Linked DNA regions of Homo sapiens: region 1 is linked to region 2. A link is a loop called in an ENCODE intact Hi-C map of the cell type or tissue named here. Cell type or tissue: GM12878. All regions are shown on one strand. Each heading gives the region's core, and the rest is flanking DNA. Links, peaks and the distances in the headings are about the cores only.

What was found. Peaks named below come from ENCODE experiments on the same cell type or tissue, not always from the same donor. Only the 100,000 strongest peaks of a DNase experiment are listed, where the experiment ranks them.
Region 1: it touches region 2 in a loop (5-fold over the local background); 1 of 110 quality-filtered maps calls a loop at or near these places.

The regions. Positions count from the first base shown.
Region 1 is chr11:115,995,149-115,997,965 of GRCh38, reverse strand. No RefSeq gene overlaps it. Among named protein-coding and RNA genes, the nearest start is that of LINC02703, 77 kb to the right of the region's middle. RefSeq lists enhancers at 966-1,115, 1,639-1,738. In GM12878, for the core only: no CTCF peak of the experiment used is centred there; DNase peaks (open chromatin) are centred at 966 and 1,605; H3K27ac peaks cover 2,133 bases.
Region 2 is chr11:115,923,745-115,926,561 of GRCh38, reverse strand. It overlaps LINC02703 (long intergenic non-protein coding RNA 2703), which reads right to left. Exons shown (of 7, transcript NR_187258.1): 2 at 2,710-2,817. Among named protein-coding and RNA genes, the nearest start is that of LINC02703, 5.5 kb to the right of the region's middle. RefSeq lists an enhancer at 1,265-1,544. In GM12878, for the core only: a CTCF peak has its summit at 1,507; a DNase peak (open chromatin) is centred at 1,261; H3K27ac peaks cover 2,377 bases.

The sequences.
Region 1 (2,817 bases), core at 281-2,780, 71 kb before region 2:
ATATTCAGAACAAAGAGCTTGGAGCAATACCAAAATGCCTCATTTTGGAGGGCATTTAATGCCAGATTTGGACTTTATCTTATAGTAAATGGAGAACCACTGAAGTTTTTCTGACAAGGGAAGTGACCTGTAACAAACCTTGTTTAGGATGGTTAGTCTGACAGTAGTGTTCAGAGGGGAATGAGAGAAGAGGAATCGGAGGAAAGAACTCTGGTCAAGGGGATCAGAAATTGAATAGGTGAAAAGGTAGAGTCAGAAAGTGGGCTCAGCAGAGGCACGCCTACCAGTCACTGGCATCCTGGGATGAGCATGGGGGAGAATTAATGTGATAGTGAGAAGCCCAGAAATAATAAGGAGAATTTGGTTTGCTTGCCTTGAAGAATAGAAAATGTAAGGATACGTGATGGCTCTCTTCAAATCTTTGACAGCTACTCCCAGGGGAACAGAAATTAGCCAATTTATTTCTGTATTCTGAGTTTCCCAGAGGTCAGAACTAAGACAAATATAAGGAAGACTTTTTTTTATCCATTAGACATGTCTAAAAATGGAGCAAGCTGCCTAAAGAAGTAGTGAGTACCTTGTCACAGGAAATGATCAAGCAGGGCAATTGGTAGGGTATATTACAGAGGGAATCCAAGAATTAGACCAGGTAATTTTTCTGGCACTTAAGATTCTGTTATTTTCTGCTGGATTCTGTCCCATTGAATTTGAGATAACAGTGCAATTTTCAGATGCAGTGTCCAGGAGCTGGAGTTCCTGGACATAAAGCCAACGAGACCTCTCAGGGACAAAACTGTACTCTGAGTGTTGGGTGCCCAAGCCCAGTACTGTTTACATTATACCATAGTTATCCCAAAGAAAACAGCCAGTGACAAAAAGTGGCAGTGCTGTGTTGAGTCATCTCCGTGACTTCTCGAACCCCAGGAGGGTGTCAGGAGGCCATGAAGAAAATGCCCCACAGCAGCTTTCCTTCCCCTTCTTAGCTTCAGAAGATGACCTCACTGTGTTTTCCTCCAACAATAGGGTGTTCCTCAAGTTCTCTTTTCTCCAGCACAGCGTTTCTTCTGCCTTTACACCCTCAAAGGCCCTCTGTCTTGCTGTGACATAGTCCTCCACATGTGTTCTTGGTCCCATTTCCCTTCTCCCCCTTCTAGGATCTTCCTCCATCTCTCTTGGTAACCAATCTTTGCTTTTTATTGGTTCTAAACATTTATAAGTATTTTTATCCTAGAACAAAAAAGTCCCTAAAATTACTAGTCAGCCTCCATTCACTCAAATTTGTAAAGTGGATGCTCTAGTCTTGTTGCCCTTGACCTTGGCCACATCCTTGCACCTCACACCTTTCTTACAGTCCAACTTCAACCCCAAGGTGCTTTTCTGAAAGACAACCATGTAACACAGCAGAAACAGAATATGATTTGAGATCAGAAGGCCTGGATCAGTTTCTGGATCAGCCACTTACTATCCGAACCTCGCTTTCTTCATCACATTTGTTATGAGCATCAGATGAGCTAATAGATGAGGAAGACGTTTTCTCCCCATGAACTGAAAAACACTGTACAGTTGTTAGTGTTAGTGAAACTGCTGTCACAGAGATGATCAGTGATGTCTTTCACCACCTGCTTCAAGGGCCTTTTCTCGGTTCTCCATCTCATAGTGTCTTGGCCACATTTGAACTTGCTGTGCCCTCCTTTGTGAAACTCTTTACTTCCATGGTTTCCTTTTCATTTGTTTCTAAGAAATTAACATCTCATTTCCAGTTTCCTCTCTGCATCCTCTTTCTCCCGCAACATCCAGATTCCTATAAGTTGTCTTCCCTTTTCTGCTGTTCCTCCTTTACTTCCAAGTGAGGGAATAATCACCCTTCCATGGATTCAACTATCTCTTCTGGATGCATAACCAATTCACATTTCTCTCCCAAGTTTTGGTCCCGGATTTAAAACCCTGCTGGATTTCTCCTCTGGTTTTCCTGCCAGGATCTCAAATTCTTTATTGTTGTCACAAGATAAATCAATGCATCTTTGCAGAGCCTCTGACAAAGTGGTTTGAAAAGGCCAGGGACTGAAATATTATTGGCCAGCCCTGCAAAGGAGTGCACTTATCATCAGGGCCCATCTCCCAAATGCCAATCAGAGAGAACAATTCCTTTTATGTAAACTTCATGTTGTAAATTATAGTATCTGCATGCCAAGTAGAGGATGGTAATATTCACTCCCATGAGTCTCTGGGTATTGCTAAAGCATTTTATGAATTGACAACTCTCCCATATTATCCATCTCTCTGGGTTCTATATTCTTGGTTTTGGAAACTGTCAATGGCCAAAGTCTATAAGCTGAGTTCCTGGGTCCTTCCCAAACCCTCCTTGATGGGTAAACAAGGTGATCATCAAAAGAGTAATAAGACCAATTCTTATCAGATTTCTTTTTCCTGGTCTGAGCCAAGAGAAACCACCCATTTAGTCCAACTGGCCCAGAAATTCTGTCCTTTTAATATTTTGAGTTGTATTAAACTATAAAAAATCTCTTCTTTATATCATAGCAAATATATGTGATCTATCTGTGTTTCCCTCTACTGGTCTCTTTAATTTATGTTAGTGGTAGATGTTTAATAAATGTTAGTTTTCTTTCCCTATTTCCCCTTTCTCTATCAGACTGCCAGAGCCATGAGGGGAGGGACTTAGTATTTCTCATTTTTGTACCCCTAATGCCATGCCTTATTCATCCACACATACACATACACACACACACACACACACACACACACACACAGTTAAATTGAACTTATTAAAGTAAGTATAAAATATCTATGTGGGTGGTG
Region 2 (2,817 bases), core at 300-2,799:
AAAGACATACCAAGACTGGGTAATTTATAAAGGAAAGAGGTTTAATTGACTCACAGTTCGGTATGGCTGAGGAGGCCTCAGGAAACTCACAATCATGGCAGAAGGGGAAGGGGAAGCAAGCACTTTTTTTCACCAGGTGACAGGACAGAGAAGAGCAAAGGAGGAACTTCCAAACACTTATAAAACCATCAGATCTCATGAGAACTCATTGACTCTCACGAGAACAGTGTAGGGGGAAACTGTCCCCATGATCCAATCACCTCCCTCCCTCAACACTTGGGGATTACAATTCGAGATGAGATTTGGGTGGCGACACAGAACCAAACCATGTCAGCATGTGTTTTCTTTCCACCAAGTGCTTTGCATTCACTATCCACGTGGTCCTACCACATTTTTGTGGAATTGGTTCTATTATTATTGCTTTACTTACTATTACTACTATTTCTACAATGCTTCAATAAAAGAAGGCTCATTGAGTTTTGGGAAACTCCTCAGAGTCCTAAGAGAAGTATGTGGCTGAGTTGGGCATTGAATGATGGCCCAAAGAGGAGGAACCCCTGCACACCCAACCCAACACACACACACACACGTTGTTGTTCATGTACTTTGGTCACTCCTTGGCTTACAAGCCAATAGAACTCTCTTTGGATTTCCAGAATTTTAGAAGCTGAATTTTGCCCACAGTTGAGTCACGGCCAGCTCCCATGAAGCCACATCATTCAGGTCATGGGGTTTGAAAGGCCAGGAAAAGCCACCAGTAGCCACCATCCTGCCCCTACAGCACATTCTGCACATGCACACACACACACACATCCAACACATATTTGCTCTGGACAGGTAGAAAGGCTCTTAGCTCTCTGCTGTCTTTTTCTGTTCTGGGGAATTTGGGCCTAATGAAATGGATACATAAGGAAGACCAGAGTGTGGGGTAAGAGTAGAAACCTGTGGGAAAACGATATGCCATTTCAGCTTGGGCTTTCCTAGGAATAGCTGGTAGGGGCTTTGGATGTGAATGTGAATCATGTTTCTACTGCTCAGAACCCACTGTGGTCCCTGCAGCAGTCTCCAGAAGTTGGCTTTAAGTCTCCTGAGCTCCCCTCTCATGTGCTTAAACTGTGGAAACTCTTTTAACCTCAGAGAATAGAGGGAATTCCCCCTTATAAGGTCCCTGGCAGATGGTTATCCAGTCCCTGTTTAAACCCTTCTAGTAACGGGGCTTTCCCTGCCTCATTTCTGAACTATGTATGAGTAGGCATATGCTACTCTCATAATCCTGGCCAATGGTTCTACAGTCCCTGTTTAAACCCTTCTAGTAATGGGGCTTTCCCTGCCTCATATCTGACCTATGTATGAGTAGGCATGCATGATGAATGGCTACCGGCTGTTTCTCTGAACTTCTCATCCTGAGACACAAAGGGAATCCCCTCCAAAGTTCCCCCTGTCCAAAATTCTCTCCCAGCAGCCTCAGTTATGAGACATCCCACCAAGACACAGTTATAGCTCCACAAGGCTACCTCAGTGTGCAAGGGAAGGACTGGAGAGTGAGGAGAAAGAAGAGAGGGGAGGGGAAGGAAGAGGAAGCAAACCCGCCTCCCTGCCCCTCGATGTCTTTTGCAGCTGGAAAATGTTGGGGGTGTGGAGGGTGGGAGGTTCTGCCACAGAAGGAGGTTTTGAAGCCTCACGTGATAATAAGAAAAGATGGATCATCTCCAAGTAGATCACCCCTGCCCACAGGTTCTTCTGGAGAGTGGTACAGTGCAGTGGCTGAGTGTGGGCTTGGGAATCACATGACGCTGGCTTGGAGATCCAGCCTTGCAGCTTACTTAGTTCTATAAATTCTCTGAACCTCAATTGACTTCTTTGAAACATAGAAATAATAATACTACATTATACAGTCATTGAGGATTAAATAAGATAATTAATGTAAAGTGCCAGGCACAGGCTTGGAACATAGAAGGTGCTCCATACATAGTAATTATTATTATTAAGCCCAGAAAGCTCTGTCATTCAGGAATAAAAGACTAAAAATAATGATAATAGCTACGTGCCGTGGCTTACACCTGTAATCCCAGCACTTTGGGAGGCTGAGGCAGGAGGATCACTTGAGGCTGGGAGTTCAGGATCAGTTTGGGAAACATGGTGAGAGCCTGTCTCTATAAAAAATAAAAAAATTAGCTGGGGGTGGTGGCATATGCCTGTGGTCCCAGCTATTCAAGAGGCTGATGTGGGAAGATCACTTGACCAGGGAAGGTCAAGGCTGCAGTTAGGTATGATTGTGCCACTGCACTCCAGCCTTGGCAATAGAGCAAGACTGTGTCTCAAGTAATAATAATTAATACTACTAATAATAGCAGCTAACATTTACAAGATGTTTATGATGTACCAAGTATTCTTCTAAGAATTGTATCTGTTAACTAATTCTAATTCTAACAACAACCTTGTGAGGCTGCTACTATTATTTCTCTCATTTTACATATGGAAAAGCTGAGGTGTAGAGAGCTTTAAAAAACCTGCTCAACTCTATACAACGGGTAGAAGGGTACGGTGGGCACTACGTACAGCTGGGCAACGTTGGAAAATCCCTTCCTCTCTCTGGGTCTTAGTGACTACTTCTGTAAAGTGGGGAAATTGATCTATTAATATTTCCTGGGTTATCATGAGTATTAACTAAAATTGTGGATAAAAATGGTCAAGCATAATGTCTGGTACCTGGTAGGTGCTCAAATAAATGTGGATGTCCCTTTCAGGGGGCCATCTCTTCTTTTTCACCTTCTGGCCACTCTTTATCCATTTCCTGCTGGAATAGAATGCTGTAAG